Regions from separate parts of the Homo sapiens genome. Here region 1 is linked to region 2. The links are chromatin loops, found by intact Hi-C in ENCODE. Cell type or tissue: IMR-90. All regions are shown on one strand. Links, peaks and the distances in the headings refer to the core of each region. The heading gives the core; the rest is flanking DNA.

Region 1 (5,395 bases), core at 108-5,107, 600 kb before region 2:
GGCACTAATCCCATAATGAAGGCCCCAACCTCATGACCTCATCTAACCCTAATTGCTTCTTAAAGACCCAGTCTCCAGATACCATTACATTGGGAACTGAGGTTTCAACATATGAAACTGGTCGAGTGGGACACAAACGTTCAGTCTTAACACTGGGTCTCCCTCCCTCTGTTTGGGCTGCTACCCACCATCAATGCTTCCTGCTCCCCACTGGTGCCACCAGCTCATTAGGCCATAGTGCTGCTGCCTCAACGTTCTTGTCATGTGTTTTAGTCCGTTTTAGTACTGCTATGAAGAAATACCCAAGACTGGGTAATTTATAAAGAAAAAGAGGGCCAATGGACTCACAGTTCCACATGGCTGAGGAGGCCTCACAATCATGGGGGGAGGTGAAGGAGGAGCAAAGTCCTGTCTTACATGGCAGCAGGCAATAGAGCAGTGCAGGGGAACTGCCCTTTATAAAACCATCAGATCCTGTACGACTTATTCACTATCAGAAGAACAGCAAGGGAAAAACCTGCCTCCATGATTCAATTACCTCCTACCGGGTCCCTCCCACAACATGTGGGGATTGTGGAAACTACAATTCAAGATGAGATCTGGGTGGGGACACAGCCATACCATATCATCATGATTCACTTATGTTATTCTCTTTGTGTCACTTCCTTTTATGTGAATGTCACTGCTACCTGTACTACTACAGCCAGAACTCCTGTTTATTGATCTGTGACCATATTAACAGAGAAATAGGCTCAGGTTTCTGATTGGCTCAGCTCTTATTGATGGAGTCCATAGGGTTCACAGAGCTGTAGCTTAAGTTTTATACACATAGAACTTTTCTACTAAATGGAAGATAGGTGGGTGCATTGAGAGAGTTTCCATAAAGAACCACGGCTGAACTCAGAAACACAAGTTCACTAGTTAGATTGTTTCTAAAAGGATCACAGCATATTTGGTGATTTGGCCATAGGTTGATGCCCCACCCACCTTGTCCAGCTTAAATACTTGCATAGTTCTGAATCCCAACTTTTCAAAATCTCTTCCAGAAAACTTTTCAGACTCTGAAGAAATTGTCAGTACAAATACTAAAGGTTCATCAGCTCTTTTTGTACTTGCTCACATAGGGATAAACAGTCCACTTCCAAGTACTGAAGGTCCATCATCTTCCTACCAGTGATGGACCATGGGCCAGGGCAGGGAGGGTAAGCCCGTTTCCATAGTGCTGTGTACTTGCAGTGATTTCAAATTAATAGCTTGAAATCAGCCATAGTGGGGAAGTGTGTACACCATGGAAATTGACGGTACTACAAATCTAAGCTTTTTTGAGGGGAAGGGGTCCAAAATACCAGTATTGTCACCATGATCGATTATAGGTTACCTCAGAAATTTGCCTGGCTTCCCCATTCACATTGGCATTACTATTTTACTTCATTTAGAGTCCTGTTTCTTTTGTTAATTACAGAATAAAATTTACATTTGTAGGTTTTTCCTTATCCTTCTCTTTCTAATGCATATCGAAAGCCCTGTTCAGATTTTCATGAATTTTGTAATTTTGGCCATACACGATTTGGTATGTCTTAGGTTGATATTTTATTAGCTGACACAAGTTAATATTTCTTTAGAAGGTGATGGAAGAAAACAGCAGTATTTTTTCCAATATATTTCCTCTAAAATACATTAGGAAGAACAGTTTTGAAGTGGTGAATAGTTTTTGGAGACAAAAATTCTAAAAAAAAAAAAAAACCCTATCTTTACATAAATACAGTTTTAGACAAATTCTGCCGTATTCACTGCAACATTGTAGGCTGCCATGTCATAGTTTTACATATTCAGAAGACATGCCAATTGTTCATAAGCTGAGATTGCTTGAGAATCAGATTTTGCAAAAGAATTGTCCTGATATATTTTCTATTTTAAGAGTTTAAGAATGTCTGAAGAAAACAAAAAAAAAGCAAAACAAACTTCTTGCTGTAATGGGTGAATGCTCTGTTTGCATTGATTCTGACTTCTTCTCAGTGGTGAAACGCCAGACCTCACAAGGATATCATTAGACAGCAGTCACAGCTCATGCCACCATCAGGAGGAACTCTAGTCCACATTGTTTTAACTGGCAAACTCAATTCCTCACAAAGGCCAGAAGCAGTTTGGCTAAATTTGAATTGTTATATAAATATATGTTGGATAGGATACTCAAAATTTAGAAAGAAAAAACTTTAACACTGGACTGTGGAAAGCTGAAGATAATAATTATGAAAAAATGTTTCAAGTTAAGAAGGGGTTTTAATAAATTTGTAAAATGGCATGCCTTTTAGGGAAATTTGATTCATTAATATATGCCTGTTAGCATATACTTAAGCTAGAAAATACTTTTTTATTACGTAATACAAACTATTCACTTAAAAAAATCTTAAGATCAAAGACAAAAGTTATGACCATCTACATACTAATATAATAATTTCCCAAGTATTTGAATTACCTCCATTATGTGCAACTAAAACAAGCAAAAAATATAAATATAAATATAACTGATTCTATTTAGTTTTGTTTCTTTTAATTGAATAAAAACATTTTGAGATCAATGTAATAAAATTGTGAAGTGTTTTTATTTAAAGCCTTGTATTGGGTTTTATATCCAACTTTAGCAAATTTGACCTGCTAATTTCCAAGTGGGTTGAATTTTGCGTATGGGTGATATGTGTGTGCTTATTTCTGTCATGAATTTTACAAGAATGACTCATGTCTCATTGTGAATGCCCTCAGAAGGCCGCAGTCCCTGAGCATTTGCTGCCGGCAGCGGAGGAGCAGATGGAGTTAATTAACATTAACCAATGGCATGGTATATATACTAAACATTCAGTAAGTGTTATCTACATTATCTGCAATGGCATGGTATATACTAAACATTCAGTAAGTGTTATCTACATTATCTACAATGGCATGGTTTATACTAAACATTCAGTAAGTGTTATCTATTAATAGTAATAATAAACACAATGAAAGGAAAATAGTTTAAATTAACCAACCAATGTTATCAGTGCAGAACATCTATGGAGTTTGCTTAGATGATTAATAAATACTTTCACTGTCTTATCTAGAGGAAATGTGTAATTTTTGCACTTTTCCATCTCGATTGGCTAAAGTGCCCTTCACAGCAGAAAGCTAACTATTGAAGAATGATATTGCCTGTCATTTTCTGATATAATAAATACATGTTTGTGTATATAATAAAATAGTTTCTTTTATGCATCATTGTATTCCTTCTAGCGAACATAGTTCTAGGCATTGAAATAATGTTTTCTAAAAAATCAGTAGAAGTACTTATGGCTAAATTTGAGATTCTGAAATGTTGTCTCGTCACATTTGTATTATATGTCCTATGTATGATATGAGTCTCATCATAAATTTGCAAAATGTTTAGGTTGTTAGCAGTGCGTTTCCTAAGGAAGAAACAAGAATCTGTGCTGAATATTAATTCCAGGCATGACTGAGGGTTTTCCAAATTGCAGTAGTCATTTAGCAGGCTGTTATTTGACACAAGACTATGGCCTTGGAGATTGTTTATTGTATCTGCTGATTTGGAATTTGTTTAGAATAGGTTGCCCAGGAATGTTTCTGAACATGCTGTCTATAAATATATAAATCATCTTTTTTCTTAACTATGCTATCTAAATATATAAATCAACTTTTTTGCCAACTGGCTAGACATTACCGCTGAGTAAATGGCAATCAATGTGCAGAGAACCAAAAGAATATTAAATATGAGTATTTCCAATAGAGAACTCAGATAGTTTTATTATGGCTATATCTGTTACAAAGTGTTCATTCCCAAATCTGTCTCTTTGCAAAGCTAATTGTATGCCAGCAGCAGATAGAAAACTGAAGAAATGAGTAGTGTGAATCGACAATTCTAATTGTTATCTTATTTGCAGATAAACAACGCATGTAAAAAGACTAATGTACTGTATTGACTTATTGAAAATATACGATAGGAACCATAAAAATCACAATACTATTTATATGAAAACAAAGTGTCACACAATTAATTTTAAATTTATGGATATCATACACAATGTAAAATAATGTGAGATGTCACCTTCTTAGACAGCAAAGAACAATATTGCTTCTGCAGAGACTGTACAATCTGTATCTGCAAGCTCCAATTCTAATAAACCCCTTATTTCTTTTAAAAATTTATTTTATTTTATCTTATTTTATTTTATTTTATTATTTTTCTAACTTTCACTTTAGGTTCAGGGCATAGATGTGCAGGTTTGTTATATGAGTAAATTGCCTGTCACGGGAGTTTGATGTACAGATTACTTTGTCATTCAGATAATAAGCATAGTACCCGATAGGTAGTTTTTCAATCCTCACCCTCCATCCTCAACATAGGCCCTGATGTCCATTGTTCCCTGTTTTGTGTCCATGTGTAATCGATCTTTAGCTCCAACTGAGAACATGCAGAATTTTGTTTTCTGTTCATGAATTAATTCACTTAGACTAATGACCTCCAACTGCATTCATGTTGCTGCAAAGGACATGGTTTCATTCTTTTTCTATGGCTGCATAATATTCCATGGTGTATATGTACCAAATTTTCTTTACCCAGTCCACCATTGGTGGGCTTTTTTATAGCTTTGGATTTTTAAGGATGGTGTAAGAAATACTCAAAAGGAACGTTTTCTTTTCTTGAGTATTTAGCTTCAAACCCAGCTCTGTCATTTACTACCTGTGCTTTTTCCTTTTCAAATGAGAATAGTAATACTACCTGCCTTATATTTAAGAATCTTAAATGAAAATATAAACTTATTGTCACAGCAAATGCCCTCAAAATATTAGCTATCACATCTATATAAACATCATGATGATGTCATTGTATGACAGTCACCAACAATATTAAGATCTTTCCAGAACCTCCCAGGTGAAGTTTATAATCTCTCTATATCAACATAGAAGCACAATATTCATATTCATCTTTGAGTAGCACTTTAAAAGATTATAAAATATTTTAAAAGACATTACCTTATTTAATCCCTTTTGTAAACTTACACGTTTGGCATGGCTAATTGTATATTTTTTTCTAAGAAGTAAGGGAGGTTCAAACAGGCAGTAAACACAGCCTGTCCAACAATGCACCATGTTTAGTGGCCAAGACATGGACATCCATGCATTACAACAGTCATTCTCATAGTGTGGTCCCCAGAAAAAGAGCACTAGCATTGCCTGAAAACTTGTTAGAAATTCAGATATTCAGCCTCAACCAGATCTGCTAAATCACAAACTCTGGGAGTGGAACACCATAATCTGATTTTTTAGCCACTCTAGGGGATATTAATACATGCTAAAATTTGAGAATCATTGCACTAGACAAGGCAACTAAGGATAATATCTGAAA
Region 2 (5,395 bases), core at 263-5,262:
GAGTAGTAATTATAAAGAGAATGCTTCAGAAAGCCTATGAAACAAGAGCACTAGCGGGCATTAATTTAGACTGCAGGCAGGAAAACAAAGTGCAAAGCAATAGAAGCAATTCTCTTTGTTAAAAAAAAAAAATCAAATATTTACCTCAACCAAAATAAAATTTTAACAAAGCTCCTAAACATGCTGTTTCATGCTATATCCTCCACAACACTATGAAAGGGACACTAAAATAAGTAAATGAAACATTTTGTTGAATAAGATTATTATTCATAATTCTACCAAAGACTGTTTGAATTTTAAAATACTGGCTATGTGGCCCCTTTTTCATGGTTGCAAAGGACCATGTGCCCCACTAGCTGCACCCAGAGACAACCATCTTGTTTCCTTCTTGCAGAAGCTGTTTCTACTTTGGAATTTCAGACCCCACTAAACTTTCTTAAAATTGGATGACAGATATACTGAGTTAACTATTTTCACTGCCAAGGAAGGACACTTACACAAACAAAAATAACCAAAAAAAAAAAAAGACTGAAAAGAGAGGAAGAAAATCTGAGTTTATTAAAAAGCATACAAGATTGTCCTTATTTATCTAATTTTTCCTAAGACTAGCAAAAGTTGTAATCAACTATTGTTTGGGACAGCAGTGGCTCTCCAACTTTTTTTATTTTGGCCAACTTAGCAAGGCCAAAACTCCAAAAGCTAACTTAAATCACTATTTTCCACTTTTTAGTAGAAAAGGATTTCCATGATGAAGACTGGAGAATAACAAAACCAATAAACTGCAGTAAGCATGCCACCAGCAACAAACAGGAACTTTACTATTTAATTTCTAAGAGAAAAATATGAACAGCTACATACGGTTCTGTATTACAACATAATGTCCCAGGAACTTTAATATACTCTGCCTTTATACTTATTTCAATAATTAAAAATTCATTGGTAGTACATCACCAAGTATATCCATGTACATGGGTCACTAGTTTAACAATGGGAGTAGAGATTATTTGTATTTGAGCCAAAAACAACATGTTTTAAAATGTAGTCTCCGGATAACAGGTACCAAAACTACTACACTATTAATATAACTATTAATCCTGCATATTCCCTCCAGTTTTGTCTCCTGGTTTTATTACAACATGGAAAGTAGATAAGCAGCCATTATCAGAAGGCAATGTTAAAGAAATTACGAGCAAATTACAAGCCTGGGATTTACAATGACTGGTAGGGTTACCCTGGGTTTGTAAAGTTTGGAGAGGTAAGCCTTCCAAGAGTTAAATGCTACCTGGGCCTTGACAACCACCTGGATTCATGCTTCGGGTCATGTGCGGAAACTTGCCCTTGCTACGGTTCAGCTTGTTTCACTAACTCCTCTAAGAGTATAGTCTAATTAAAACTTAAAAATAAACCTTAGATTTATACAGGATTTTGAGGAGTGAGGTGTAGCAATATGATAAATATATCCCTATAAGGTGAAAATATATGGATAGGTAAAAGGACAGAAACAGCACATCTTATATCCCCAATAAGTGTACTTTTGTATCTTCCAAATTACCTAAAACTGCAGCAACATGGATGGAGGTGGAGGCCATTATCTAAGTGAACTAACTCAAAAATAGAAAATCAAATATTGCGTGTTCTCACGTATAAGTGGGAGCTAACCAATGAATACACATGGACATAAAGACAGACATAACAGACACTGAGACTCCCAAGGAGGGAGTGGGGGAGGCGGCTGAGGTTATAAATTACCTAACTGGGTACAATGTTCAATATTTGGGTAATGAGTACACGAGAACCCCAATCCCCACCACCATTACGCAATATACTTATGTAACAAACATGTACATATATCCCATGAAGCTAGAATTTTTTTAATGTAAGCTATAAAAATGTTAGGTAACCATTTACTGATGTGATATTCAGAACATGAAAAAGAAAGTTAACCCAACAGAAAACAAAGCAAGATACACTATAACCCGCACTGTGCACTAACCTAGAAAAGGAAAAAAAGATGTTAACATCAACACATATTTAACTATCTACAAATTTGTTTATTATTACTAAATTAGAGAAGTAATACAGCAAAGTGGGTAAGAGACTGCCTAGACTCAAAGCAAAGGCGTACCACTGACTAGCTGTGTGATTTAGGACAAACTATTTAAACTCTCTATGCAAAAGTTCCTAAGCTTAGAAAATAAGGATAGTAACAGTTCACAACTCAAACAATTATACAAGTTACTATGTCTTACATTTCTAGAAGGGTGCCTAAAACATAGTAAACATATGTTAACTATTATTATTTGCTTTAAATTATTGTGAACACTATAGAGAAGAATTTTTAAGTCTGGTCGGCATAAGAACAAATTCTACGTTCTATTTTAAGAGGCCCTTGCTGTCTTGTATATAGTTTCATCAATAATGAAATATACTACTTATACTGAAAATTTATCACCAATTAATTTGAAACATCTACTAGGTTGATAATTGTTTAAAATCACCCACCTGCCAAGTATAATCCTTTATAATTTCTGTAGGCATTGGAATTACAAGGAGATTCTGAAGAATAAATGCCGCCTGAAAATGTAAAAAAAAAAAAAAAAAAAAAAAAAAAAAAAAAAAAAAAGGTCAATACTGCCATCTTGTGGTCATCTCTGAAATAACCAATATATTGTAATTAATAGCAAAAGACATCTCTGGTCAACTGCACATGCTGAGAGGTCATTATGAGAATTGTCAAACTGTATTTCTTGTTAGGTGATGACCTTCTTAGGTAATGACCTTGTTAGGTAATGACCTAACAGCATATGAAATTATTTCATCAGGAAATATATCTTTTCCTATTTCAGAATTCAGCTTTATTAAAAAATGATTTGTATAACATAAATTCTTCTGGTAGCATTTAAGAAATATAATTTTAGGTTTCTACTATCCCCTTTCAGATTACACACACACACACACACAAACACACGCACCCCTCTGCCCCGCTTTCTCCCTTCTCTTATACAGACTCCTTTCAATAAAAACTTGCTAACTAGAAATACAAACCACAAATGTCCAACTTGACTAGATCCTGAAGATGATCAAATTAAATAATCATACAAATAGGAGCATTGATTGTCTGCTTAATGAAAGATGAAATAACCATAATGGGAGAATGACAGGATTAACAAGAGGATTCTAAGAAACTGACATTTCCAACCATGATAACTAGAAGTGATGGAAAAGCTTTAAAGTTGATAAATCAAGAAGCAGCCATAAATATAAACATCACTACTTAAAAACATGAAGGCAAACAGCAACAAAACTAGCCTTTTGAGCTTGGAACTGGCGACTGCTAATGGTGGACCCAGGAGCTGCTGTTTTTTTTCATAAGCCTCTAAGTACAATTTGATTATTGTTTTAAAACCATTTACATGAATCATTACTTTAACAAAAGCAGCAATAAAAAAAAACCACAAGCTATTCAGAAAGAATTAAAATAGGGTTTATTTTTCCCTCTCATGTTATATGATAAATACTACAAAGAGTTATTTTGACAGCCTCTTATCTATACTAAAGCTTCATAAATATCAGAGACCCATAAATGCTGAGATAATATAAAAGTAATTTTTCCTGTGAACTACCTTTCAATGCATAATAAAAAAAGTTCACATTAAAATATAGTATATTCCGATTTTATCTTATCGGAAGGAAGGACTCCAGTTTTTCCTGTGCATGAATACCTTTTAAATCCTCTACTGTCATTTTGTTTGGGTGTTCACAGACAGAAGAGATCATGGTCAGTGGTCAGTCCACCATGTTGAGCGGCAGTCAAGTATCGCTTACGGATACCATCACAAAGAATTTCTAAGGAAAAAAAGGAGAAAAGACAGACATACCTCCCGGCGCACCATACTACATTCTGACTGGTCCAGAAGAATGTTCACCACAGTTCCCCAGAGCCCACCGGAAATGTTCTGACAACTGTTTGCTAAGGCCACACAGCCCGTTTCAAGGGTGGTCAGTGCTGATCCTAATCCCAGTGAAGTGAATCTCACCTGTTCAAATTAAAGAGAAAGTTGTTGAATCAAATAAGCCTTTTTCCTAACATGAATTCTTAGTTTTTCTGGTACATAAATATCACACTTTAAAAAAATCCATTGGTTTTATGATCCTAAATTATAAGAGACACCTATAGAAGACAGTGTCCTCCATTCCATGATTCAAGAAAGCAGTAATATAGGAAAAATTAAATATAAGCAAATTTCAAAGCAAAGTAAAACTGGGTATAAAAAGATGCATAAAAATTATAGTTTGCAAGCCTTTTTCTAAGGAAAGCATAGGGCACTTACATTTTATGAACACAATTTCAATTCTTCATTCTTAAAAAAGGTAGCTATTCTTTGTTCTACCTTTCTTAATTTTTTATTGTTTCTTCCAAATAAATGATTTTAACTTTCTTAAAACTTCTAAACAAAGAGGCAATTATCATTTTACAAGGCATTTCGTATTTTCCTCAAAAGTTATTCAAGAGAAAAACGTTCCCAAATAAGATTGATGTGGTATAATATGCTTGCTGTAGAACCACTGCTGTTCAAGCCACACGTTTTGGTAAATTTCTGAATTCGAATCCAAAAATATAGTTTCAATGACAGCTATAGAATTTTTTAAAAATGCAGTCATAAAATTGTCAAGTAGTAAGTCCAAGTTCAATGTGACTAAAAAATGTATTTCAAATATTTCTATAAATAAGATTTTATTGTAATAGCATATTTTACTTGAAAAAAGTAAACTGGCTAAAACTGGAAAGAAATAATACAAAATTTTGTATTGTAATGCAAATGCAATTTTTTGCATTTAATTTAATTTCATTATATGACACTTAAGTGTTGCATGTCTATAATTTCCAGATCCTTTTTATTTTTTTCAAAATTGCTAAGCTTCTCCAATAATTTTCCACTCTTCTGAAGGTAATAGATACTATAACCTTTTCTCTTTTATATTTTCAATCTATACTCGAACAAATTTGATTGAAAATGAGGGTGCTGTGTACTGAACTGTGTCTCCTCAAGACTCGTATGTTGAAGCCCTAATCCCCAACCTGTATTTGGAGACAGAGCTATTAGGTGATTACAGTTAAATGAGGTTATAAGGGTGGGACCCTACTGCACTAGGAATGGTGGCCTCAGGAAGGAGAGAAATCTTTCTCCATGTGCGTGCTCCAAGGAGAGGTCATATGAGCACACAGTGAGAAGGTGGCCCTCTGTAAATCAGGAAGAGTGCCCTACCAGAAACCAACCATGTTGACACTCTGATCTTGGACTTGCAGCCTCTATAACTGTAAGAAATAAATTTCTGTTTTTAAGCCACCCAGACAATGGTATTTTGTTATGGAAGCCTGAGCACACTAATACAG

What was found. A loop is a pair of places that touch in the nucleus more often than their neighbours do. Peaks named below come from ENCODE experiments on the same cell type or tissue, not always from the same donor. Only the 100,000 strongest peaks of a DNase experiment are listed, where the experiment ranks them.
Region 1: it touches region 2 in a loop (2.3-fold over the local background); 3 of 110 quality-filtered maps call a loop at or near these places.

What each region holds. Positions count from the first base shown.
Region 1 is chr18:69,488,200-69,493,594 of GRCh38, forward strand. The region is part of intron 1 of DOK6 (docking protein 6); the gene reads left to right. Among named protein-coding and RNA genes, the nearest start is that of DOK6, 90 kb to the left of the region's middle. In IMR-90, for the core only: no CTCF peak of the experiment used is centred there; a DNase peak (open chromatin) is centred at 2,772.
Region 2 is chr18:70,084,111-70,089,505 of GRCh38, forward strand. RTTN (rotatin) reads right to left here. Exons shown (of 49, transcript NM_173630.4): 31 at 3,879-4,037; 32 at 2,503-2,574. Among named protein-coding and RNA genes, the nearest start is that of RTTN, 120 kb to the right of the region's middle. In IMR-90, for the core only: a CTCF peak has its summit at 2,665 (motif pointing left); no DNase peak of the experiment used is centred there.